Linked DNA regions of Homo sapiens: region 2 is linked to region 1. Evidence: chromatin contacts called from ENCODE Hi-C or POLR2A ChIA-PET data. All regions are on one chromosome and are shown on one strand. Each heading gives the region's core, a stretch centred on a gene start or an enhancer-like site at or near the end of the contact. The rest is flanking DNA. Distances are from core to core; before and after follow the strand shown.

Evidence for each region. Hi-C counts contacts between places; a loop is a spot of excess contacts on that map. ChIA-PET counts read pairs that join two places held with the same protein, here RNA polymerase II (POLR2A). Pooled maps may share reads with other maps.
Region 2: a map of PC-9 shows a loop between it and region 1 (6-fold over the local background). The contact joins the promoter of FUNDC2 here to the promoter of EMD in region 1. A Hi-C loop is called at or near these places in 1 of 168 maps with a recorded cell type or tissue (PC-9), 3 of 37 single-sample maps with no recorded cell type and 11 of 50 pooled maps. POLR2A ChIA-PET finds 5 or more read pairs at or near these places in 2 of 52 experiments (MCF 10A and activated CD4-positive, alpha-beta T cell).

What each region holds. Positions count from the first base shown.
Region 1 is chrX:154,374,853-154,380,597 of GRCh38, reverse strand. It overlaps EMD (emerin), which reads right to left and starts at 1,303. Exons shown (of 6, transcript NM_000117.3): 1 at 1,032-1,303; 2 at 804-908; 3 at 579-656; 4 at 231-364. The coding sequence starts at 1,113. RefSeq lists an enhancer at 346-925 and silencers at 1,333-1,632, 1,643-2,062, 2,083-2,212.
Region 2 is chrX:155,024,357-155,030,135 of GRCh38, reverse strand. It overlaps FUNDC2 (FUN14 domain containing 2), which reads right to left and starts at 3,292. Exons shown (of 5, transcript NM_023934.4): 1 at 3,065-3,292. The coding sequence starts at 3,197. RefSeq lists an enhancer at 1,711-2,614 and silencers at 2,792-3,111, 3,382-3,471.

The DNA of each region.
Region 1 (5,745 bases), core at 54-2,553:
TATCCATGGGGCCTTGCCACTTGTGCTCATGCCCCAGCATCCCCTTTTGCCCCCAGGACTCTCAGGAAGAGTCTGAGCCTAGATCCCAGACCAGGGTGCTCTAGTCACACAGAGTCTCCCCGGAGGCCCAAGAGCCACCATTTGTACCCAGTGCCCCCCTGGATTTATCCAAACACAGCCGCGATCCCCTAGGTTGTACCCAAGTACAGGACGCCTGCCAGCCAGCTCACCTGGTGATGGAAAGCGTCAGCATCTGGGAATGAAGTCACTGACTGGCGGACAGCCCTGGACGGGCCGGCAGACTCGGGCTCCCCATAAGTCCTGGTGGTGAAGTAGCTCTCTTCATAGTAGTCGTCATTGTAGCCTTGGGAAGGGGGGCAGCGGTAGCAGAGGGGGCATCGGTGTGCCCCGCCTGGCCTGATGGCCCTAATCTGAATCCCATTTCGGGACCTGTAACAGTTTCTCCCTCCTAAGGCTGCTGGAGTGGTTGGGACTGAGGTCTCAGGTCCTCCCTGTGAGCGGGGTCCCTGACGAAGTCGGGTGAAGGTGCCAGCGTGCCCACCCAACCCCTGCCTTACCCTTGCTCTGGTAGAGTAAAGCGTCCTCTTTCTTGGGAAGATCATACATATCTGCATCCCCTCTAGTCGAATTCAAGTCTGGATTGAAAGGAGGAGACAGAACTGTTTGCCCCCCCAGACTTCCCTCCCCTTTCTCCAGTGCCGCTCTCGACCGGCCCCCCTGCCACACCCTCGCGACCCCATCCTCCCCGCGTCCCAGGCTGTCCCCACAGGCGAGGCTCTCACCAGAGAAGCTATAAGAGGAGGCGGCGGACGAGCTGGGGGGCGAGAGCCGCCGCCTCTGGGTCTCGTACTCGAAGATCTTCTTCTCGTAAAGCCTACGAGTTGATCCTGGCCGGACACGGGGCGGTCAGGGCCGCGGGCCGGGGAAGGCGCGCGGGGAGGGCAGCGGGGAGGTCGCGAGGCGGAGCACGAGGAGGGGGCCCGGAAGGGGTCCCGCCCGCCGCCGCGTACCTACTACAGGCCCGTGCGGGATGTTGTACCGGCGCAGCAAGGTGGTCAGCTCGGTATCCGAAAGATCTGCGTAGTTGTCCATGGCGGGTGCGGGCTCAGGCGGAGGCCTGGCGGCGGCCCGGGCCTACCAAAACCGGCCGAGCAACGGCTGCCGAGGAGCACGGCGGGGGCGGCACGAGCGCATCGGGAGCGGCCGCGCTCGCGTCACAGCCGAATCGTTGTCGCGTCACAGCCGAATCGTTGTCGCGTCACGGCCGCTGGCTCCGCAGGCTGCGCGCGCTGCGCGGGGCGGGACCTAACCGCGGGAGCAGCCGGCACAGACCGGCCGTGCCCTGAGAGCTGGGAGGCTGGGGCCGCGAGCCCAAACGTCATCAACGCGAGGATTGGCTAGCGGCGGAGAGGGCGGGGCCCGCCCGGGAGTCAGGGCGGTGGGAACCGGTCTCGCGATGGGAGCGGGCGGGGCCGCAAGCCCATATGTCACAAGCACGGGGATTGGCTAGTGATGGAGGGGGCGGGGCCCGCGCGGGCGCGGAGCAAAAGGTCTCGCGGTGGGAGCGAGCGGGGCCGCGAGCCCATACGTCACAAAACGGGGATTGGCTAGCGATGGAGGGGGAGGGGCCCGCGCGGGCGCGGAGCAGAAGGTCTCGCGGTGGGAGCGAGCGGTACTGCGAGCCCGGACGCCACTAATGCATGGATTGGCTAGCGGCGTAGGGGGCGGGGCCCGCGCGGGAGTCAGGGCAATGCAAACCGGTATCGCTGTGGGAGCAGGCGGGGCTGCGGGCCCAAAAGTCACAAACGCACAGATTGGCTAGCGGCAGGGGGCGGGGCCCGCGCGGGAGTCAGGGCGATGCGGCTGGGAGCCCAGACGTCACCCTGTGGCGTGCGGCGGGGTGAGAGGGGCGGGGCCTGCGCGCGAGGGACCCGGGACGTGCGAGCGGGCGAAGTCGGCGCTTGGGGTGGCTCTGGTCCCTAAGTCGCTTGGGCTTCGCCCGATCCCTGCACATCCCTACTCCCCGCCGTCGTCCCCCTTCCCAGGGCCCCAGAGCCTAGGGTTCCCCGGCCGCATCCCGGTCGGCCGCCCCAGCAGCGGCGGGAAGGGCCCGGACCCTAAGAGAGCGCGGGCCCCGGGCCAGGCGCTGCCGAGGGCGCTTTGTGTGCGCATCGCCCGGGAAGCGGCTGCAGGGCAAGGCCCGCGCCTACGCGATCCCCGCAGACCCCCTGCCATGGGCCCGCCTTCCCAGTCTGCGGGGCTCTCGCCCGCGCACATGTGCCTGCTGCTTACCACCGCCTACCCCTCTGCTTCCCTTCCTCCTCCCTCGCTCCACCCGGGAGGAAATGGGGCACTGGGCCAGGAGGCCGCTGGCACTCCAGAAGCAAGCAGTCTTCGAAGGGGCCCGGGCATGCCGACGGGCACGCCAGTGGGCGCGGGCAGAGGGCGCCGTGCGATGCGTGCAGAGACGACGTGTGCCCGCCTAACCCTTCATGCCGTTCATTCACCCGGGGCACTGGGGGGAGCTGAAGTGGGGCGTCCTCTCCTGTCGGAATGGTCCCTGAGCGCAGCGTGGCTAGGCAGGGGGCAGACGTGGGTGGCGAGCTATGGATTCCCATTCCCAGGGCCTTGATCAGATATTGGCTGTCTCATGGAGAAGAGAAAGGAGGTGACATTCATCATTCATATTCTTTTTTTTTTTTTTTTTTTTTTGAGACAGTCTCGCTCTGTCACCCAGGCTGGAGTGCAGTGGTGCAATCTTGGCTCTCTGTAGCCTCCACCTCCCGGGTTCAAGTGATTCTCCTGTCTCAGCCTCCCGAGTAGCTGGGAGTACAGTCACATGCCACCATGCCTGGCTTTGTATTTTTAGTATTTAGTATTTGTATTTTTAGTAGAAACAGGATTTCACCATGTTGGCCAGGCTGGTCTCGAACTCCTGACCTCAAGTGATCAGTCCGGCTCGGCCTCCCAAAGTGCTGGGATTACAGGCATAAGCCACCGCGCCTGGCTGTGACATTCACATTCTAAACAAAGCCAGCTGAGGGTGTATGGAATCAACTAGTGTGCCCCTCACTGGGTAGGCCCCAAACTGGGAGCATGAAGAGGTGACATGCCATCTGTAGTTTCACAGTTGAGGGCTGGTGACAAGGGAAGAAGAGGGGAGGGCTCTGGTCATGTCCAGAATGGCTGGCCTGGCTGGTGAGGGTCACAGACCAGTCATCCATGGAGGTTTGCCCATGGGGTGGGAAGAGGTAGACACCTGGGGGAGTAATGAGGAGATGGGGCCCTGTTTTGACTACACGCAAAGATCCTAACAAAGAGGAATCACTGTTGGCAAGGCCCCACTGTGTCCCCAGCAATATGGAAGGAAGTGTGGGTCCATGAAGACAGTGCCTGGCAGTGTGCAGCAGGAGAGCCTTGGGTAGGGCAGGGGTTTGCACCTCATCTTTCAGAGCTGAGGGGACAGATGGCAGTTTGGACTCTGGGCTGCTCAGAGGCTGCCTTGTGGATTTTTTAGTTTTGACAAAATCAGATTCCCCAGCACCTCTGCAAGCCTTCTGCAATCCTGGCCCCTCTCCCAGAGGCCTCTGTGTACTAAGTGCTGCTCCATCCTCCCCCATGCCACCCCTCCCCATACGGATCCAAGCTGTTTCCTTATGAGGTCAAGGAATTCTAGATTTGCCTTCTCCCTAAGGAGCACCCCCCACCCGTTCTGTACCTGCCTCGACACTCTGCCTTTTATGTCCCACCCCTTTGCCCCACAATCAGGTCCCACCACAGATGGCACCAGGAAGCTGAACTGTGATGGTCCCCCTGCACCCACCCTGTGGGTACCTGGAGCCTAAGTCCAGCCCCATTGCAGTGCAGCTCCACTCCAGACCACTGGAAGCCAGGCAGGCTCCTGAGCAGCAGAGCCTCCATCTTATACAGGGAGAGTCAGGACCCTGCGATCAGGGGAGACTTGTCCAAGAGCCCTGAGTACAGCAATTAATTCATGGAACATTCCCCCACCAGTACCTGGTCCCTGGGGGTGATGACCTGGACAGCCTCAGAGAGTTTCCCGTCAAGGGTAGGGTGGGATTTGCAGTCATCAGAGGGTCTGGGAAGGGCGTGTGCAGGAAAATCTGAGGGCCTCAGGGGGTTCTTCCTGGGAAGTGCAGGCAGAGGAGACATCGGGATGCAACCAATTCTAAGTCAAGAATAAGAAAACTGAGTTGCTCCTTAAGGATGGAATGGCTTGCAAGCAGTATATGCTGTATAACTTACAATCCCAACATGATTGAGTTACGAGGAAAAAATATCAACATGGAAACATTCCTCAGTGTCTATGACAAGTAGATGATTGTTCACTGAGCTGTTAACGTTATTTTTTTATTTGTATTTTTATTTTTATATTTATTATTTTTTTCCAAGACACAGTCTAGCTCTATCACCCAGGCTGGAGTGCAGTGGCGCAATCTCAGCTCACTGCAACCTCCGCCTCCCAGGTTCACGCGATTCTCCTGTCTCAGCCTCCCGAGTAGCTGGGATTACAGGCGCCTGCCACCACGCCCAGCTAATTTTTGTATTTTTAGTAGAGACCGGGTTTCACTGTGTTGACCAGGCTGGTCTCAAACTCCTGACCTCGTGATCCACCTGCCTCAGCCTCCCAAAGTGCTGGGATCCACCACGCCCGGCCTTTTTTTTTTTTTTTTTTTTTTTTTTTGAGACGGAGTCTCTATCACCCAGGTTGGAGTGCAGTGACGTGATCTCGGCTCACTGCAACCTCTGCCGCCCGGGTTCACGCGATTTTCCCGCCTCAGCCTCCCGAGTAGCTGGGATTACAGGCGCCTGCCACTGCGCCCGGCTAGTTTTTATATTTTTAGTAGAGACGGGGTTTCACCATCTTGGCCAGGCTGTTCTTGAACTCCTGACCTCGTGATCCACCCACTTCGGCCTCCCAAAGTGCTGGGATTACAGGCATGAACCACCGCACCTGGCCTTTTTTTTTATGTTTAGTGACAGGGTTTCACTGTGTGACCCAGGCTGGAGTGTAGTGGTGAAATTATAGCTCACTGCAGCCTCAAACTCCCGGGCTTAAACGATCCTCCCATCTGTCTCCTGAGCAGCTGAGACTACCGGTGCACGTCACCACGCCCAGCTAATTTTTATATTTTTGGTAGAGATAGTGTCTTGCTGTGTTGCCCAGGTTGGTCTCAAACTCCCGGGCTCAATTAATCCACCTGCCTCAGCTTCCCACAGTGCTAGGATTATAGGCATGAGCCACCATGCCCGGCCAATGTTTTCTTTAAGATCAGAATCTTCTTAATACTAAACAAACTTAACTTTCTCGTCCCCCTGAGCGATCCTGTTTCTGCTGCCCACCCCAGGCCAGACCTGGCAGCGCCTGATCCATGGCAGTCAGGTTCATCCCAGGGCTCGGAGCCCTGCAGTCCCGTCCCGGGGCCCTGCCTGACGTAGGCGCCCAGCCAACACCTGCAACGACCTGTTGCCCCCACCCCAGGAAACAATCCCGGCTTGGGACAGACACCAGGGGCTGTGACTGTGGGTGGCTCCTTGGAGAAGGTGGCCTTGGGCCTCGGCCTTTCCACCTGGGGTGCGCTTGGCTCCCCCAGACTCAGACACGCAGGATCCTTGTGATTGGGCCTAGACACGAGCCCTGCAGTCCCTGTGGGCGCTGGAGGCGACTCCCCCACGAAGCCCTCCCTCCCCCAGGGCCTGGCG
Region 2 (5,779 bases), core at 2,043-4,542, 650 kb before region 1:
TATAGAAAACCCAGAAAAATCTACAAAAAGGTACCAGAAGCAAGGTCACACATTATAAGACCAATATTAAAAAGTCATTTGAATTTTTGTGTATTAGAAATGATGAATTGGAAAACAAAATAATTTTAATTGCAAAAATTATGTTGTAGTAAATTCAATGAAAGATGCACAAGACCTGTTCACTGTAAACTAGAAAACACTGCAAACTACAAAACACTGCCAAGAAATTGAAGATGACCTAAAATAACAGTGATATACTGTTTATGTTTTGCAAGACTCAATATTTTTAAGATGTTCATTCTCTCCATATATTGATCTATATATTCAATACAATCTCAATTAAAAAGTAGGTTTTTTCTTTTTTCTTTTTTTTTTTTTTTTTGAGATAGAGTTTTGCTCTTTTTGCCCAGGCTGGAGTGCAATGACAATCTCGGCTCACCACAACCTCCTCCTCCCAGGTTCAAGTGATTCTCCTGCCTCAGCCTCCCAAGTAGCTGGGATTACAGGCATGCACCACCACGCCTGGCTAATTTTTTGTATTTTTAGTAGAGACAGGGTTTCTCCATGTTGGTCAGGCTGATCTCAAACTCCCGACCTCAGGTGATCCGCCTGCCTCAGCCTCCCAAAGTGCTGGGATTACAGGAGTGAGCCACCACGCCCGGCAAAAAAGTAGGTTTTTATGTAATTGACAAACTGGTTCTAAAATTCATATGAAGATACAAAAAAACCCAGCAGTGTTCCAGTTACTTCGGCTGTACTACAAATTACTCCAAAACTTCATGAAGCAAAACAATCATATATTATGCTCTCAGATTTTGTGGATCAGGAATTCAGCCACAGCACTGTGGTTTGTCTTTGTTTCATGTCTGAGGCTTTAGCCAGAAGACTTACAGGCTGGGTCTGAAGACTCTACACTCACACAGATAGATAGGCTGCTACTCTATGTGAGTCAGTCTAGGCTTCCTTACAGCATAGGAGCTGAGTTCAGGAGGTGAAAGTCCCAAGAAAGGGAGAGAGCAAATGCAGTGTTAACTTCCACTGCATTCTGTAGGAACAGGCAGTCAGTCACAAACTCCCATCCAGATTCATGAAGAGGGAATATAGATCCCACCCCTGGGTGGGAGGAGTGTCAAAGTCACTAGGAAAAAGACCATAAGGAATGGAAAATATTGCTGCAATCAGGAAAATACAAACTGCCACAATAATCCTGGGGGCGGAGGCGGGCAAGGGAAAGAGGAGGGTTCAAGGAATTTCAAGGCTCATTATAAAGCTACAGTATAATATACAACTATCTTAATTTCAAGGCTTATAAAGCAATGACATTCAACACTGTCAAACTGACCCAAGGATACCCAAATATAGCAATGGAAGAGAATCCAGAATCCAGAAATAGATCCACACATATAGTCATTTGATTTTTAATAACTTAGCACCAAGGTAACTCAATGAAGGAAACAACAAATGATGTTAGAACTACTATATATTTGTGTTTCAAAAAAAACTACTCTCAACCTCTACCTTAAACCATACACAAAATATAATTCAAGAATTCATTCAGGATACATCACAGACGCCCATTTAGCAGAACAAAATATGGATGTCTGAGTACCTGGGTACTCCATGGCCTCTCAAGTAGTTAAATAATTTATTTTTCTAATGTAACAACAAAACATTACAGTTTTAACGTAATTTGACCAAGCCCCTTAGATCAACAGGTGGCTCCACTGGGGCTGCAGTGAGCTATGATTGTGCCACTGTGCTGTAGCCTGAATGACAGATCTAGTCCCTAAAAAAGGGAGTAGGGGGGAAGGTAGATTAAATGCGAGATATTTGGTCAGTCATTGGTCAAACACTGCTAAGCACTATGACAGACAAAAGTCAGCCAATAGCTTCGTTTATGAGCCCACAAAATCAATGATCACAGTTATTATGTGATCATCACTGTGATAACAATTGAAACTCATCTTAACCTCAAAATTTCTCACAACAATTTCCTAGGTGCAAATACCTGATCAACCTATAAGAGCAGTCTGCTCTTATAAAAGTCTATAAGAGCAGTCTGCTCTTATAAAAGTCTATAAGAGCAGTCTGCTCTGCAGGAAAATACATAATTATCACATTGCACATTCCACCTTCCCAGAGTCATCTAAAATTTAGCGGCGTGCTGGTGAAATGCTTAACAGTCGGCTTTAGGCAAGGGCTGATTTGTAGTGTAGCCAATTTCCATTGCGTATTCATTCATCGTGAGCATGACATTACTGAATTGTGAAACTACTGAACCCAGAGATGGGAAGAGACGCACAGTAGAGCACCATAGTATAGTATCTCCTCCACAAAGATACAATAGATGTATAAATAACCTCAAAAGTAAAGTAACAATAAAACATGGTAAATAATAAAAGTGATGAGTTTTTAGTATTTTCACTGCCTTTGTTTTTAACATAATTTACGTAATTTTACGTTTATATGATTGAGTTTTCAATGATGGCTCTGTTTAGCAATGGGATCCCGTGAGTCAGTACTAAATTAAATACAACCTAAACATTCAAAATAGGGTAAGACGCATAACTTAAAGACGTGCTCCACTGCGAATTACACGGAATCTTTGACTATGCCGACTAAACAGAAGGCTATTCCTAAGTACCATCCCATATGTGCTAGTTTTTCAAAACCAACAATAAAGCAGTTGGGGAGGTGCCTTGTACACAGAATGACGCCACGAGGCATTTGAGATGAACGTCCAAAGGGACAAAGAAGCCAGACCGCTTCCGAGAACGGGGACAGAATGTCTTCGGGCTTCTGCGCCGGGGGCGGCGCCGGAAGGCTGGGTGAGCTCCACTGGAGACGACACCCCAGGGTGGTTAGGCCCCAGACACGCGCGTGACCTTGGCCGGACCCTGGGAGCGGCTGAGCCAGGGGCGATCCCCGAGCGCCCTCCCCGTCCCCGCGCCGCTTGGACTCCCCGGGGAGCTCGGTCGCGACTGGCGGGCGCGGAGCCCTTCCCCTTCCGGAGCCCAGGAAGGCGGCTCCCCGCGGCGCCGGCCGCGCGCGCGCCCGCCCTTACCTTGACTGGACGCGGCCATTTCGGTGAGCTTGTCTCGCGAGGACACACGTAGAGGATCTGCGCGGTAGGCCGCGGAGTGGCGCGCAGTTGTCGCCACCACTTGGCTTCCGGCACGTGGGGCAGATGTTTCCATTCCCACGGCGGCAGCGGAAGAGGGAGGGCCGGGCGCGCCGCGGCTGCTTGCAGTCTCCGCAAGCGGCTACATCACAGAGCTCAGCGTGCGGTGTCACAGGCCCCGCGGTCCCGCCCAACAGATGCACCGAGATGCGCGTGCGCAGAAAGCGTCCCGGGGGTGAGGCTCCCTCCCTCGCTCTCCCTCTACTCCCGCCCCACTCTCCCCCACTTTCCCCCCTCCACCCACCGCGGCCGTCGGGGCTCGCTCGCTCAGTACCTGGAGGCGAGTTCCTGACGCGACTGCGACTCAATCCTCGCCTGGTGAAGAATATTTTACCTATGACTCACTGAAAATAAAGACGGCTGAGTGACCGTGTTTGTTCATGTAAACATTGAACAAATATTTATCGGCTTCTGCGATGTGTCCTACTCTTTTAGTGGAGGAAGACACATTTTATTTATGTATTTAATTTTTCTTTTGAATTTTACATGCGAGTTATACTTAATAAAACTCACTTCAAAATATACCTTCAACAGAAAATCCAGCAACAGTTTCTATTATGTTAGTTAAAACAGCCAGTCTTTTCCTTTACTTTTAAAAATTATTCATAAATGTAATTAGTGAATGATAATAAACATTGACATCTGATCCACTGCTTTAGGAGTGACACAAATGAAGTTAACTCAGGCTATTTTCTTTATAATCATTGTGCTATTGTTTTCTTTTTCTTTTCAATTATACTGCTTAATATAGGATTTTGTGGCACCATAGGAGTTGAGTAAAAATAAAAGGAATAAAAATATACCTTATCTGGCCGGGCGCGGTGGCTCACGCCTGTAATTTCAGCAGTTTCGGAGGCCGAGGCGGGCGGATCACGCGGTCAGGAGATCGAGGCCATCCTGGCTAACATGGTGAAACCCCGTCTCTACTAAAAATACAAAAAATTAGCCGGGCATGGTGGCGGCCGCCTGTAGTCCCAGCTACTCGGGAGGCTGAGGCAGGAGAATGGCGTGAACCCGGGAGGCGGAGCTTGCAGTGAGCCGAGATCGCGACACTGCACTCCAGCCTGGGCGACAGAGTGAGACTGCGTCTCCAAAAAAAAAAGAAAAAATACGTTATCTATGAAGATTTCCAATTTGATTTCTATTTATCACAAATGGCCACAGTACTCCTTTGTACTTTACCACATACCATATTGTATTCAGTAATTATTTGTGAATATGTAATTGATAATATTGTAGGTTTTAGAGAATCCTTGAAAACATGAAAATTTGGTAATGGGGTCTATTTTGATTATTTATTTATTTATTTATTTATTTTATTTTTGAGACAGAGTCTCGCTCTTGTTGCCCAGGCTGGAGTGCAGTGGCGCGATCTCGGCTCACTGCAAGCTCCACCTCCCGGGTTCAAGCGATTCTCCTGCCTCAGCCTCCCAAGTAGCTGGGACTACAGGCACGTGCCACCATGCCCGGCTAATTTTTTGTATTTTTAGTAGAGGAGGAGTTTCATCTTGTTAGCTAGGATGGTCTAGATCTCCTGACCTCGTGATCTGCCCGCCTCAGCCTCCCAAAGTGCTGGGATTACAGGTGTGAGCCACCGTGCCCGGCCATATTTTGATTTAAAATTTAGCAATAATAGATAAAATTTTCAATCAACTAAGCCCTTGGGCCAGGGAATGCTATTCCTTAAAAAGTGCTTCTATCAATATAGCCTCTGACTCATTACTTTGTTAATTTTTAAATTGTATTTCATTCCTGATTAACATTCCCACCCAGATTATTAATTATACAATCTGTTAACTGTAGAACCTCAAACATGTTGGATTGTACTGTATTTGTCTGGAAGACACATTTTTAAAACATTGTAATCGCTATAAGAGAAGCACTGGGAAAGAAAGGAGCTTCTATGCCTGCAGTGCCTGAGGAGCCCTTTAACAGTGTGCCCCGCCCCTAAGCTACTCATGCAGTCATCCCCATCCCAGTTAGTCAACTTTATTCCAAAAAACTTGGTGTTCCAAATTTTTCCTTCTCAAAGCCCACAGATCCAAAATTCATCAGCAGTTCCCACAAACGTTACCCTCACAATGAATCCAGCCATTTTTCACCCTCTCCAGTGGTACCATCATAGCCCAAGCCGCCACCATTTCTCACCCCCGGTTAACAGGCCACCCTCCTTCTACCCTTATCCTGCTAGAGTTTGTTTTATCTACAGTGATCAGAAAGATCAGCCTAAAAGATAATTCTGATCACCACCCTCCTCTACTCACAACCCGGCCGTGTCTCCCCATTGCCCTCAGTGTAGAAGTCAATGTCCCTTTGCTGAAATGCAACCTTAGTGAAACTTTCCATGACTAACCTCCTTTAAAATTGCAACCTGGTCCACCCTTACTCCCCCTTACCCCACTTCTCTTTTTTGCACAGCACTTATTTTACCTTCTAACATACTGTATAATGTACTCATGTATTGTAATTATTGCTTATCATCCCTCTTTCAGTTGCTTATATTTTTCATCAATGTGTACCCAGTGCCTAGGACAATATCTGTCTAGGACAAATGGGTAGTTATGTGGCTGTAGGCAAGCCATTTAACCTCTCTGTACC